Linked DNA regions of Homo sapiens: region 2 is linked to region 1. Evidence: chromatin contacts called from ENCODE POLR2A ChIA-PET data. All regions are on one chromosome and are shown on one strand. The core of a region is the stretch at or near the end of the contact, and the rest is flanking DNA. Distances in the headings are between cores, read along the strand shown.

Evidence for each region. ChIA-PET counts read pairs that join two places held with the same protein, here RNA polymerase II (POLR2A).
Region 2: POLR2A ChIA-PET joins it to region 1 with 8 read pairs in CD4-positive, alpha-beta T cell. The contact joins the promoter of RFWD3 here to the promoter of ANKS3 in region 1. POLR2A ChIA-PET finds 5 or more read pairs at or near these places in 2 of 52 experiments (CD4-positive, alpha-beta T cell and activated CD4-positive, alpha-beta T cell).

The regions. Positions count from the first base shown.
Region 1 is chr16:4,730,269-4,737,416 of GRCh38, reverse strand. It overlaps ANKS3 (ankyrin repeat and sterile alpha motif domain containing 3), which reads left to right and starts at 3,146. Exons shown (of 18, transcript NM_133450.4): 1 at 3,146-3,479; 2 at 5,838-5,905. DNAAF8 (dynein axonemal assembly factor 8) reads right to left here and starts at 2,880. Exons shown (of 10, transcript NM_139170.3): 1 at 2,719-2,880; 2 at 774-953. The coding sequence starts at 902. RefSeq lists silencers at 3,021-3,250, 3,301-3,360.
Region 2 is chr16:74,664,708-74,672,316 of GRCh38, reverse strand. It overlaps RFWD3 (ring finger and WD repeat domain 3), which reads left to right and starts at 5,440. Exons shown (of 13, transcript NM_018124.4): 1 at 5,440-5,531. It overlaps MLKL (mixed lineage kinase domain like pseudokinase), which reads left to right. Exons shown (of 11, transcript NM_152649.4): 11 at 1-462. It also overlaps the pseudogene TMPOP2. RefSeq lists a silencer at 5,761-5,910.

The DNA.
Region 1 (7,148 bases), core at 1,897-4,396:
TTACACAGCTTAGTTTGTCTTCTTGAAGGGGTTGGGGCTCATACTCTCAAATGAGACTGAAGGTGTGAAAACACCCTGAGCACTGAGGCGTGGGGTCCCCTTAGGTTCTCCTTAGCCTCGTCATGCACTGGATGACGTCTGAGGTCCCTGAAGCTCTGTTGCTGGTGCCCAGGTAGGACCCAAACCCTGCCCGTTCCTTTTAAAACCCTCATACTGTCTCTTAACGCCCAGTGCCAACCTGTGCACTGAGCAGCCCCCGCCAGGAGCATCTTTAGCAGGGTCTTATGCCTGCACCTAGGGCTATTGGTCTGAGCGTCTTTGAGAGCCATTTCAGGGACCCCAAACCACAAATGCAGAATCCCTCGAAGGCTTATCACAATGCACTGGAATTGTGCATTCTCAGTGGGTGTTCTGGCCCTGTCCTGGCACGAGAGAGTGGAGAATAGCAGAATGGAAAGGACAGAGCTTCTGCATCAAATTGACCTGGGTTCCAAGTCAGCACCAAAAACTCCACTGAAAGGGTCTCCCAAGATGCTGAGCACCAATACCCATGCTCAGAGATGACAATCAAGGCAGAAGAAAGAGTAAAGAAGGAAATAGGCACCCAGAAAACACAACTTTGAGTCTGGCCATGCGATTTAAAGTAAAATGACAACAAACTGCACAGGTCAGCAGGAAAAGTCTTCAGAGAAGTGCTCCAAAGCTGTCCTGGCCAGCGTCATGCCTGCTCTGGTAGGAAGGACAAGGCATCCAGGGAGAGAGTTCTTGCTTACCAAAGGGGAGTCTGAGTCCAGAGACGGGAGCTGGTCTTTGACAGCCTTGAGGATGGCATCCCAGGGCCCCATCTGGGAGGCCCAGGGAGAGCCCAGCGAGGGTGCCATGCCTTTATCGTTGGATGCCATGAGGGCCCAGGCTTCCAGATGCCTTCTCAGTGCACCATAATCCGGGGAGCTCTGTGGGGTACACAGGGTGATGGAAGAGGGTCCGGGCCACTGAAGGTCAGGAGAGCAGGGGCTGCTCTACCAGCTGTAGGAGACCAAACAGGCTGGCAGGCCTCACCACCTGCCTCAGTTTCCTTCTAGTTATGCAAGCTCCTGTTAGTGCCAGGCACTGTGTGTGTACGTGTGTGTGTGTGTTCCCACTCATGCACACATGTGGAGCCTGCAGGTATATAATGTATATAGTGATATATACATAATAATATACAAATATATGTATTGATATAAATATACCTATGTAGATATATGTACATGTTATATAGAATGCCATATGTACGATATATAATGATATATAGGTATATTTTATATATACCCCATATAGCATAACTATTCTCTTCATTTCATAGGCTCAGGGTGTTTAGTAAATAGCAACAGTGGACTCTGAATCAGGGGGAATTTCAAGTCCTACTACCCTTTACTGCCCTTTACCAAGGAACAGAAGACACCTTGCTTTTTTGTTTTGGAGACAGGGTCTGGCTTTGTCGCCCAGGCTAGAGTGCAGTGGTACAATGATAGCTCACTGAAGCCTCGGCCTCCTGAGCTCAAGTGATCCTCCCACCTCAGCCTCCTGAATAACTGGGACTACAGGTGTGTACCACCACATCTGGCTAACATTTTTATTTTTTGTAGAGATGGAGTCTCCCTGTTGCCCAGGCTGGTCTCAAACTCCTGGCCTCAAGTGATCCTCTTGCCTCAGCCTCCCAAAGTGCTGGGATTACAGGCATGTGCCATCGCGCCTGGCTGACAGTTTGGAGTCACTAAGTGATTTTTTTTTTTTTTTGGAGTCACTACTCTGACCAGCCCCTGCATTTATATCTTAGAGTCTTAAAGGAGATGGTCCTGTTATTCAGGGGGCTGGGGAGCTTGAGCTTGAGAGCTGGGGGGTGAGGGTCCTCTAGAGCCAGTGTCAGGAGAACTCTGCAGCTCGAGAGGCCGCTGTGGCTTTGGCCCTGCAGTCAGTGCCCGTTCATCCCCAATCAGGGCAGCGGCAGGAGATGTGAATTGGGGGCTGCTTGCTTCCTCTGTACTTCTGGGAATAGGGCAGGTGCTTGGTGCACTCTGAACTGGGAGCAGCGGGTTGGGGACGCATCTGGTGCACACAGCCAGCGGGTGTTTTTTGTAACTAGAGCTCTGTTCCGCAATTCAGGGCACAGTATTTCTTAGGGCAACAGAATCGTCGGGATGAAGAGGGCCTCCAGAGACTCTGATAAACCCTTCAGGCGGACAAGACAATAGGGGAGGGAACGGCATTACCGGCAGAAGGAAGAGCATGTACAGTAGCTCAAAGGAATGAACCGCCCAACAGGTTTAAGGGAAGAAAGTGTCAGTTGCTGGACTCTCCGGTGAAAACGGACCAGACAATGCAGGGCCCTGAACGCCAAGTTGAGGAGCTCAGAGCATCCAGAAGGCGAAGGGGAGGCTCGGAGCCGCCTCTGAATAACGGCCTTCCGGCTCCGTCTCGGGGTGGGTTTCTCAGCTGCAGCCTGTTAGCCCCGCCACAGCCCCGCCCCGGTTCTCAGAGCCCCGCCCCCAGCCGGCCTGCCACGAGGCTGCCGGTTGTTATGGCAACCAGACGCCAACAGCCTCCCGGGTCGAGCTTTTAAATTTTAAAGCTGTGGAAGTGGAAAGCCCATCGCTCCTCCTCTCACCCACCCCCAGCCCGTATTTCCCCGCGTTTTGTTCAACTCCCTGCAGGCGCAGCAGGCCCGAGGCCCCTCACCTCAGGCCTCTGCCTCCACTCCCCGCGCTGTCCTGACAGCGCTATAAACAGCCTCCAGCGCGTCACTCCGCTCGCGTCCGCCCCTCGGGCCGCGCCGCAGGTACAGAGGCTGTCCCCTTCTTCAGCACTCTCCCTCTCAGCGGAGCTTTACATTACTAGACTGCCTCCGCCTTCCCCCCACCCCGCCCAGCTCCTCTTTCGGGCCTTTGCGCGTCCTGCCTCTCCTGCAATGGGATTGGTTCCCCTGGAGGGCGGGGACGGAGCAGGACAAACACCACTAGCTCATTGGCTACCGCGGGCATCAGACAGCGAGCCGGGAAGCTGACCGGAAGGTCCGGGTGCGGGACGTGTGCATTCCACGGCGCCCGGGAGCTGTCCCGGTGCCGACCCGCGAGCTTCCCGGCGTGCTCCGCGCCCTCCCGCAACTACTTCCGGGGCGGGTGCCGGGGGCGGTGCCCCGGCGAGGGAGCGTGGCGGCGAGCTGTTTGGGGGGGGTTGGCGACGGCAGCCCGAGGGCGGCGCAAGGCCTGAGGCCCAGCACAGGTGGGTTCCGCGGCGGCCCGGCCCCAGCACTTGCCGGCACCTGCAGCCCGCCTAGACCCGGCGCTCGGGCGTCCCGCGCTGCACTTGCTCGCCGCGTGACTGGAGGACCGAGCCCCCACATTTTCTTTATGTGGTTGTGGTGGGGGCACAGTAATGCCCTGTGCGCCGTAGCGTTCCTGTGGGGATGTGGCCGGGGGGCGTCGGGAAGCGTCACTGCTGTGAGTTACGGGTTTGTCGGCCAGGGACCCGCCCCGGGGCCAGTGAGCTACCTTTGCGATGCGGTTCCACGGGGCGAGAGGGGGTGCCTGGGTGCTTTCACAGACCTCCTCTGTGGGCGTGACAGTTACCACCAGCATCACATTTGTTAAGATTTTTAAAAATTTTTTAATTTTTGTGGGTACGTAGTAGGTGTATATATTTATGGCGTATATGAGAGATTTTGATACAGGCATGCAGTTCGTAATAATCACATGTAAAATGGGGGTCTCCATCCCTTCAAGCATTTATCCTTTGTGTTACAAACAATATGATTATACTCTTTGAATTATTTTTAAATGTGCAGCCGGGCGCGGTGGCTCACTCACGCCTGTAATCCTAGCACTTTGGGAGGCAAAGGCGGGCGGATCACCTGAAGTCAAGGATTTGAGACCAGCCTGGCCAACATGGGGACACTTCGTCTCTACTAAACATACGAAAACTAGGCTGGCATGGTGGCTCATACCTGTAATCTCAGCTACTCGGGAAGCTGAGGCAGGAGAATCGCTTGAACCCAGGAGGCGGAGGTTGCATTGAGCCGAGATCACGCCGCTGCACTCTAGCCTGGGTAACAGAGTGAGATTATGTCTCAAAAAAAATAATAATAAATAAATAAAATGTGCAATTAGATTATATTGACTATAGTCACCCTGTTGTGCGGTCAAATACTAGATCTTTTTTTTTTTTTTTTTTTTTTTGAGACGGAGTCTCGCTTTGTCGCCCAGGCTGGAGTGCAGTGGCTTGATCAAATACTAGATCTTATTCATTCTGTTTTTTTTGTATCCATTAAGCATCCCCACCCTCCACTACCCTTCCCAGCCTTGGTTACACTAGAAGTAACCATCCTTCTACTTTCTATGTCCATGAGTTCAGTTGTTTTGATTTTTAGATAACCACAAATAATTGAGAACATGCAATATTTATCTTTCTGTGCCTGGCTTATTTCACTAAACATAACGATCTCCGCTTCCATCCATGTTTTTGCAAATGATAGGATCTCATTCTTTTTTTATGGCTGAATAGTACTCCATTGTGTCTAAGTACCACATTTTCTTTAGGATTCACTGTAAAGGTAACAGATACTTAGCATTTTCAGAATGGACAGAACCAAAAAGTTGAATGAAAACTAAAACGTCTTATCTCTAATGCTACTTTACACCACACCACTCGGGATGGGACATTTTAGTTTTCACTTTAGTGTTTTTTTTTTGTTTTTTTTTTTGAGACAGAATTTCGCTCTGTTGCCCAGGCTGGAGTGCAGTGGCTTGAGCTCGGCTCACTGCAATCGCCTCCCAGGCTCAAGCGATTCTCTTGCCTCAGCCTCCTGAGTACTGAGACTACAGGCGCCCACCACCACACCCAGCTAATTTTTGTAATTTTAGTAAAGATGGGAGTTCACCATTTTGGCCAGGGTGGTCTCGAACTCCTGGCCTCAAGTGGTCCGTCACGCTTGGTCTGGTTCTCATTGTCCTTCAGACCTCTGGGGATGTCAGATATGCAAGTCTCCAGTAAATAGAGAACACGGCCTCACCCTGCAGGAGGCCTTTGGCGTGGAAGAGACATGCCCAGTGAAGGCTTGAGGGAGGTATGGAAGGGACTCTGAACTGACCCTCAGCTCGTTTGGTTTCTTATCCAGGCTTCGTTGGCCAGGGCTGTTAGGGTGGGATTCTCACCTGCAAAGTGAGGGAAGGGCACTGCACGATCTTGGGCTCTGCTAGCTGAAGAGGTGGTGGCTCCAGGAAGGAGGGCTTTGCTTGCCCCACCGCACCTACACACACTCTTCACCAAGGGTCTGTGAAGTGTTCGTCTCCCACATTGGTGGCTTGTTTCTTTAGCCATCTTGGCTGTCACCTGGGGCTTGGAAGCATTCTTTAATAGAAACTGAGGTCCTCATCGCATCTATTAACTACCATAGCACCTGTAGGTCATCACAACCTGACAAGGCCTTTGTTTTCGCCTTTGCTCCCTTTCCTACCCTTGTTTCCTGGCACTCTTGTACCTAAGGATTCTACTAGGAAGCTGATGACCTTGCCTTGATTTGGGGATTCCTGGTGTGCCGTTACCCATGTAGGCCCATCTCGGGGAAAGTGTTACCTCACCAGTTCACCGGCCTGTTATATTTCCCCCCATAGCTCTCTCTTCAAAGGATGCCTAAGTGGATTCCTATTCAGTTGACGGTTGCTGCGTGCCACCAGTCACATCCTGGTTTGTCTGTTGGGGAATTGCTTTCTATTTTTTTCAGAAAAATTTATTTTTACTTTTTTGAAATTTTCAATTTCATAACCATTCCAGAAAAATTAATTTATATTTAAAATTTACAGGCCAGGTGCAGTGGCTCACGCCTATATTTCCAGGACTTTGAGAGGCTGAGGCGGGCGGATCACCTGAGGTGAGGAGTTCGAGACCAGCCTGGCCAACATGGTGAAACCCCCGTCTCTACTAAAAATACAAAAATTAGCCTAACATGATGGCGCACACCTGTAATCTCAGCTATTCAGGTGGCTGAGGCTCAAGAAGCCCTTAAACCCAGGAGGCAGAGGTTCCAGTGAGCTGAAATCATGCCACTGCACTCCAGCCTGGGCAACAGAGCGAGACTGTCTCAAAAAAATAAATAAAATTTACATACAGTAAAATTCATTTTGGTGTTCAGTTCTGTGGTTTCATAAAGGCATGGAGTCACAGATCCACCGTCACAGTCATACAGGTCTATCGTCCCCCAAATTCCCTCTCTGCCCCAACCTCCAACCCTTTAATTTTGCCTTTTCCAGAATGTCATGTAAGTGAAATTATACTGTAGGCAGGCTTCTTCCATTTAGCGTAAATCATTTGAAATTCATTCACGTGTTGCATGTCAACTGTTGGATCCTTGTGTTTAATGCTGAGTAGCATCCATTATATGGATGTGCCACCGTTTGTTTATCCATTCTTTTATGTATCATAATAGCAGCCTTTTTAGATATGTCCCCGTTAGACAGTGAGGCACTAGGGATTGGAGTTGCTAAGTAGCAGAGCTGCTTTTTTGTTGTTTTTTTTTTTTGTTTTGTTTTTGGAGACAAAGTCTTGCTCTGTTTCCCAGGCTGGAGTGCAATGGCGTGATCTTGGCTCACCGCAACCTCCGCCTCCTCAGTTCAAGTGATGCTCCTACCTCAGCCTCCCGAGTAGCTGGCCTTCATGCCCAGCTAATTTTTGTATTTTTAGTAGAGACAGGATTTCACCATGTTGGCCAGGCTGGTCTTGAACTCTTGACCTCAAGTGATCTGCCCACCTTGGCCTCCCAAAGTGCTGGGATTACAGGTGTGAGCCACCGCACCGGGTCCAAGCTGAATTTTGATCAAACCCCAAATCCAGGGTTCTTCCCCACCACATCAAGGAACTGATTGGGTTAAACAACCCAATTAGCATTTCTTCACTGCCCATCCAAGAGGTTGTCAGGTTCCTAGAGTTGGTGGAGAATTCTCTTTTACCTGGTGCCTGCGGTTGGAAGGAGGAGCAGGTACTCCACAGTTAATGCCTCACCATATGTGCTCCTCTTTACTGGTGTGATAGCAGGCTCACCAGATTTAGCATGGTTGGGACTGCCCAAAGCATACATTATTTCAGCAAATAAATTTGTCTGAGTTACTCCCGGGGTT
Region 2 (7,609 bases), core at 4,191-6,690, about 70 Mb before region 1:
AAAAACATACCTCTGACAGTAACTTTGATAGATGGTTTGTCAAATGTATCTTTCTGGGTATCCACACCTCTTGGCAATGAAATTTGCAGCTCCTCCCTTCCATAAATGAAGTCTCTTTCCCCACCATTTGAATCTGGGCTGGCACTGTGACTTGATTTGATCAATAGAATGTGGAAGAAGTGACTGTATGCCAGTTCCAAGCCTAGGTTTCAAGAGGCCTTATAAATGTCTGTTGGAACCTTACCCAGCCATGAACATGTTGAGTGAGCATGCTGGAGAATGAGAGACCACATGAAGCAGAAACATGCTTTCCTAGCTGAAGTCATACTAGCCCAACCAACATGGCAGCTAACACATGAATGAGGCCAATCAAGACCAGAAGAACCACTCAAGCAGATCCCAGCCCAAATTGCCCATTCACACAATCAGGAGCTAAATAAATTACTGTTGTCTTAACACTAAGTTTTGTGGTGGTTTTTTACACAACAGAAGTAACTAGGCAGAAACTGTTCAATTCTTCCTCTTGCCCAAGGAATCAAGTACAAACTTCCTATTTGGATATCCATAGCCTTATGGATATCCCCCATACCATACTTTCCAACCTGACTTTCCAATCAGATGCCAGAGTTCTCCTACCAGAGATTGCAAACTCTAATACCCATAGGGCCTAGGAAGGAAACTAAATGAATGATTTGAACCTGGAGGGGGCTTCAGTGGGCAGATGAGCAAGAACAGCGTCTCCTCAACTCCAGTCTATACTTTGTCACATAGAATGGGATCCCAACATTTCTAGAGCTTTCCATTTTGTCAAAAGAGCTAGAAAGTTGGATTTTTCTGTGATGTCCTTATTTTTAAAGGTCAGTATCTCATTAAAAATTATTTTAGGCTGGGCACGGTGACTCATGCCTGAAATCCCAGCGCTTTGGGAGGCCCAGGCGGGAGGATCATCTGAGGTCAGGAGTTCGAGACCAGCCTTGCCAACATGGTGAAGCCCTGTTTCTACTAAAAATACAAAAATTAGCTGGGTGTGGCTGCCACATGCCTGTAATCCCAGCTACTCGGGAGGCTGAGGCATGAGAATCGTTTGAACCTGGGAGGCGGAGGTTGCAGTGAGGCATGATTGCACCACTGCACTCCAGCCTGAGTGACAGAGTGAGACCCTGTCTCAAAAAAAAAATTATTTTAATGCTGATAAGACAAACAAAATATGTCCACATAGGAGCTGCCAGATTTTAATCCCTGCCAGACTCAAACCCATGTTTGTGGTGCTTTCATTCTAGATTTCTTTTTTTAAGACGGAGTCTTGCTCTGTCACGCCCAGGCTGGAGTGCAGTGGTGCAATCTTGGCTCACTGGAACCTCTGCCTCCTGGGTTCAAGCGATTCTCCTGCCTCAGCCTCCTAAGTAGTTGGGATTACAGGTGCTCACCATCACACCCGGCTAACTTTTTGTATTTTTTAGTAGAGATGGGGGTTTCACCATGTTGGTCAGGCTGGTCTCGAACTCCTGACCTCAGGTGATCCACCCGCCTCGGCCTCCTGAAGTGCTGGGATTACAGGTGTGAGCCACCGCGCCCGGCCTAGAGTTTCACTCTTGTTGGCCAGGCTGGAGTGCAGTGGCGCAATCTCGGCTCACTGCAACCTCCGCCTTGCAGGTTCAAGCGATTCTCCTGTCTCAGCCTCCCAAGTGTCTGGGATTACAGGTGTGTGCCACCACACCTGGCTAATTTTTGTATTTTTAGTAGAGACAGCATTTCACCATGTTGGTCAGGCTGGTCTCGAACTCCTGACCTCAAGTGATCTGCCCACCTCGGCCTCCCAAAGTGCTGGGGTTACAGACATGAGCCACCACACCTGGTCTCATTTTAGATCTTATACCTTTGTTCATGGTGTGTGCTTTGCCTAGGATACACTAATCCCTGTCTTTAAAGTTACATTTTTTTCAGAACTCATTCTAAATCATTCAACAGCAAATGTGCTGTCCATTGTTTCAATCACTGAGAAGACAGCAATAAAAATACATTTGGGTCTTGTATTCTAGTAATCATCTCTGGTGAAGAAAATTATGGCTGATTTCTATTACTATTATTATTATTATTATGAGACAGGGTTTCACTGTGTTGCCTAGGCTAGTCTTGAACTTCTGGGCGCAAGTGATACTCCCACCTTGGCCTCCCAAAGTGCTGGGATTACAGGCATAAGCCACCACACTCGGCCTTATGTTTTTATCTTTTACTTATCCTTGATTTTTTTAAAACCTAGAACATGGTTTTTTTCTATAAATAAAAAATGCAGAAGAATATAAACTTAATATGATTATTTTGTAGAACTTACTGGCAGGTATTACTATTTTACTATTTTCCTTCCTTCCTTTTTTCTTTTTTCTTTTTTTTCAGAGGCAGGGTCTGCTGGTCTGGAACTCCTGACCTCAAGGGATCCGCCCACCTTGTCCTCCCAAAGTGCTGGGATTACAGGCATGAGCCACCATGCCCAGCCACTGTTTTCATCTTTAAAATCATTTGTTCTATTTACTGTAGGAGTTACAGTGAAAATTCTCCCTGGTAGATGAATTATTCATACTCTGGCAGACCCACAATTATTATAGGTGAATTTACTATAAGCCTGATAAAGCTTAATCTTCAGGGCCTTTTACTTGCACAGGATGCCTTCCAAGGCCCTGTACCTGATTTTTCCCAACACTTATGTATGAAAATTTCCAGATACACAGAAAAGTCAGTACAATTGTACTCTGAACAACCATATACCTACCACCTAAATTCTACAACTAACAATTTATTATATTTGTTTTATCACATACCTATTTATCTGCTTGTGCCTCTTTCTAGCCATTAATTCATCCTGATTTTTTATGCACTTCATTCCTAAACACTTCAGCATTTATGCCATTAACTGGAGTTTATCTCTCTATGAGCTTTTTTTTGGCGGGGGGGTGGGAAGGTAAGTTTTTGCTGTGAAAAATTTGTGTGAAATGCACAAATCTTAAAGATAGCATTTGATGAGTTTTGACAAATGCATACATATGAGTAATCCAAACTCTATCAAGATCATGAACATTATGGCCGGGCGCGGTGGCTCACGCCTATAATCCCAGCACTTTGGGAGGCCAAGGCGGGTGGATCACCTGAGGTCAGGAGTTCAGGACCAGCCTGGCCAACATAGTGAAACCCCACCGCTACTAAAAATACAAAAATTAGGTGGGCGTAGTGGCACGTGCCTGTGATCCCAGCTACTCAGGAGGCTGAGGCAGGAGAATCACTTGAACCCAGGAGGTGGAGGTTGCAGTGAGCCGAAATCATGCCATTGCACTCCAGCCTGGGCAACAGAGCGAGACCCTGTCTAAAAAAAAAAAAGTTCTAGAGCTAAAAAAGATTATTCATATGGCACAAAGTGATCTCCTACTAGTCCAAAGTTCAAAAACATTTTAATAAAGTCCATTCATATATCTTTTGTTTGCTTTCCAATGGAATACTACGTTTATTGAGGCAAAATCACATTATTTTTAGTTCTTGGAGTCAAAAAGCGTACACGAATGTTCTTCAACACAGTTACTAAAAATACAAGACCAAGTTGAATGTGCCAAAGAGATACCATTCAGTTGGGTTTTCTAGAGTCATCAGGAAGAATATTAGAGAAGGGATTTACATGGTTGGTTTCCATAGCTTGATAGACCAAACACACACAAAAAAACTGCCACAACAACAAACAGCAAAATTTTTATCCATACAGGAATGGAGCGTCCCTTTTTTTTGTATTTTCTCACTTGACGTCTGCCAAGGGAACATACTTAGGAACATATGTAGATGAAAACGACTCCTCCATCCTCAAATCACTGAGTTCTAATGGCCGGCCTGCAGCTCCTTTGATTGTTCTGCGGCAACTAGCACTAATTCTTGTTGGTGTAGTTGCTTCATAGGGGAACATTTCCTTAAGAATATCCCTTTCTACTCTTCTTTCCTGTGTTTTTTTTCTCCCACTTCAGCTCTTGTCAATGGTTTCTTTGGTGTTCTTCTGGGTATGTCTGAGAATTCAGTGACTGGCAGAATAGGAAATGCATGCTTGAAATTTCCAGTCACCCTATTGACAATTAAGGATTCGTTGTTTGAAGCAATTATAGTTTCAGCTATGGGAGTACTCGCTGAAATTACTGCTCCATCTATACGAAAATATTCTGAAGCGTGCACCCTTTTGCTTGGAGTTCTTCTTGACCCTCTTGTAGATTCCCTAGTTAATAATGCCTGCAGAGGTCCGCCTTTTGAAGATCCACTTGTCCATTCAGTCCCAGTTATTCCAGCTTGAGAATAGCTCTCCTTGTGCTCAACTCTTCTTTGCTTGAGGGTTACTGGAGTCTTTACTCCCCTGTTTAGCGGTTCTCTCTTCTCAAACTTGAGCCCAATTTAGAGTCTTCTTCATTTTCACCATATCTGTCAGAATCATTACTTCCATTCTGCCTTGTATTTTCTGCTGAAGAAGAAATTGTTGCTGAAGGAGACGATCTTGATTCTGTTCCTTGCTCCCTCAGTTTCAAAAGCTATTTCTCATACAGCTTCCTGGTTGTTCCCACAATAGGACCACAATTCACTCCGTATTTCACAAGCTGATCCAAAGGATCTTCATTAGTGAGTTCTGTTACATCTAGATCGTCTTTATCATCTTGTCTGGGTTTATCAGTTTTCTTTGTGGCTTTCCTGCCGGCGGCGGGCTCGGAGCCGAGACGGCTGTGGGCTCGCGCTCCTCGTACGTAGCTGGAGAATTCCGGGGGCCCCTTTCTTTTGGCGCTGGCGGCGAGCGGCGGCCCTAACAAGTGATTTGAGACTGTTCAGTAGCTCAGATCCCTTGCAGCGGTTTGAGATTGAAGAGATTATGTAGGCAAAGTATTTTGCGTGAGCTCTTCAACCCCATGAGAGGATACATATGAACTGGACTGTCCTACGCCTCTTTACAGGCTCCGAAATTCAAAATATTGAAATATTTTGAAATTATTCGATTAGCTGCTATCCTTTGGATACAGATAACTCCTTCACTAAAGCGTTAGGGATAAGCAGCAGGAGTCAGTTTTAATATCATCATCCCCATTCCAAAATGGACCGAGAAATCATATAACTTTCTCCCGCCAGAAAGTTCAAATAAAACGCGCTAAAAAAAAAAAAAAAAACCAAACAAAAAAAAAACAAAAAAACCTCCCATTTTTTCCGGGGCGGGTGCAAGGTGACGGACGTAGATTCCTGCCAATTGTAGGAGGCTTCCTCAAGCGCGGTCCCGCCTCGTCAGGACGAACTACCAGCCAATGAGAGCACCGCTGCTTCAGCTATCGGGGGACCCATTGAAGAAGAAGAGTGGGTATTGGCCACAGCGTAGGGCTTCTGTCCAATAGGAGCATGCCTGCCGGCGGCTCTGGCGGGAGCTTGAGCGGCTCCGGAAGTGGCAGTTGGCGTAGGTGCATTCGGAGTGCGGCCGAGGTAACTACCGAGTCTTCGGCGGGCTCGCGAGCCCGGCCGCGGCCTGCTGGTTTCAGGTGAGGAGGGGTGTTGCTTCTCCTCAGGCCTTGGGCCTCTAGCTTCGGGATAAACCTCCCCACGCCTGATTCCTGGATTGGGATTCAGGAGACACCCCACGAGGTGGGCTGCACGCGGGCTTGGAACCCGGCGGCCTGAGGGGATTCGGGCCCTCGGGGCGGCGCCAGTGGTCGGGGCTAAGGAGCCCGAACCCCCGCGCGTATCTGGGTTGCTGGGCGTGGGGGCTGGGCAGGCGAGAGCTCGGGGCGATCACTGAAGGAGCCGAGTTCGCTGCTGCGGGGCCTGCCCTGGCCGGGGTGGGAGGTCGCCCGGCCCTTCCCCCGAGAGCCTAGCCTCGGGCTCCTCAGCGGCGTTGCCTGCGCCCGCTCTGAGCGCCGATTACTTCATCACTTTAAAGTTGATGGAAGAACTTCATTTTTAATTTCATCACGGAAACTGTGGAGTAAAGACTTGTATTATCCCTGTTTTACAGGAGAACAAGTTGAGCCGAGTTTAGGAAACCCGCCCAAAGTTTCCCCATGTAGTAAAAGAACAGGGATTTAATATCTATGTATCTAATCAATCTATCTATCTATCTATCTATCTATCTATCTATCTATCTAATCTGTCTATCTAATCTATCTATGTCTTTCTTTCCCCATGTAGTAAAAGAACAGGGATTTAATTTCCTTCTTTCCCTCTCTCCCTTCCCCTCCCGTCTCCCTCTCCCTCCTCTTCCCCCTCCGCCTCTCCCTCTCCCTCTCTCTTCCTCCCTTTTTCCTGTTATAAAGAGAAAAAGGTGTTATAAAGAGAAAAGCGGTGGCTCAGGCCTGTAATCCCAGCACTTTGGGAGGCCGAGGCAGTCGGATCACCTGAGGCCAGGAGTTCGAGACCAGCCTGACCAACATGGAGAAACCCCATTTCCCAGCTACTCGGGAGGCTGAGGCAGGAGAATCGCTTGAACCCGGGAGGCCGAGGTTGCAGTGAGCTGAGATCACGCCATTGCACTCCAGCCTGGGCAACAAGAGTGAAACTCCATCTCAAAAAAAGAAAGAAAGAAAGAAAGAAAAGTCTCCCTGTTGCACCCAGGCTGGAAGAGCTCACTGCAGTCTCGAACTCCCGGGCCCCAGGGATCCTCCCACCTCGGCTTCCCGCAATAGCTGGGACCACAGGTGCGCGCCACCACGCCCGGCTCATTGTTTTATTTTTCTTTTTTCTTTCTTTTTTTGAGATAGAGTCTCGCTTTGTTGCCCCTGCTGGAGTGCAGTGGTGCGATCTCGGCTCACTGCAACCTCTGCCTCCCGGGTTCAAGCGATTCTCCTGCCTCAGCCTCCCAAGTAGCTGGGATTACAGGCATGCGCCACCACACCCGGGTAGTTTTTGTATTTTTAGTGGAGACGGGGTTTCACCATATTGGCCATTCTGGGACTCCGACCTCAAGTGGTCTGCCCTCGGCTTCCCAAAGTGCTGGGATTACAGGTGTGAGCCACCGCGCCTGACCTGTTCTATTTTTCTTTTTTGGTAGAGATGGGAATTTCACTGTGTTGCCCAAGCTGGTCTGGAACACCAGAGCGTAAGTGATCCATCCGCCTGGGCATTTCAGTGTCCAGGGATCACAGGCGTGACCCTCTGCACCGGCCAGAGCAAAGATTTGAACACTTCCCCCGCCCACCTCTTCTCAACCTTTAATTGAGGGGCTTTCGTCCTGCCTGTTGTGGCCATTGATTGAAACCTGAGTAACAAAGATGACAAGTCTGAGGTTGACATTTTAAGCACCGCTCACAGCACACATAAAAAACAGCGTTTGTGTGACATCCTCAAGGTTTGGGGTGCCCAGCCCATGGTCTCTCGTTCTAGGCACCTCCGACTGGCCTACAGTGGTTAGGAAGCTTCAGCTCCAGAACTGCACCGTTCCATAGAACTTTGTGCGACGAGAAAAGTGTTCTGTATTTCTGCTGTCCAGTATGGGAGTCACCCGCCCTATGTGTGTTTCTAGCAGTTGAAATGTGACCTGCACGACAAAGGAACTTATTTTATTTCTTTCTTTTTTCTTTTTTTAGACGGAGTCTTACTCTCTCTCCCGGTCTGGAGTGCAGTG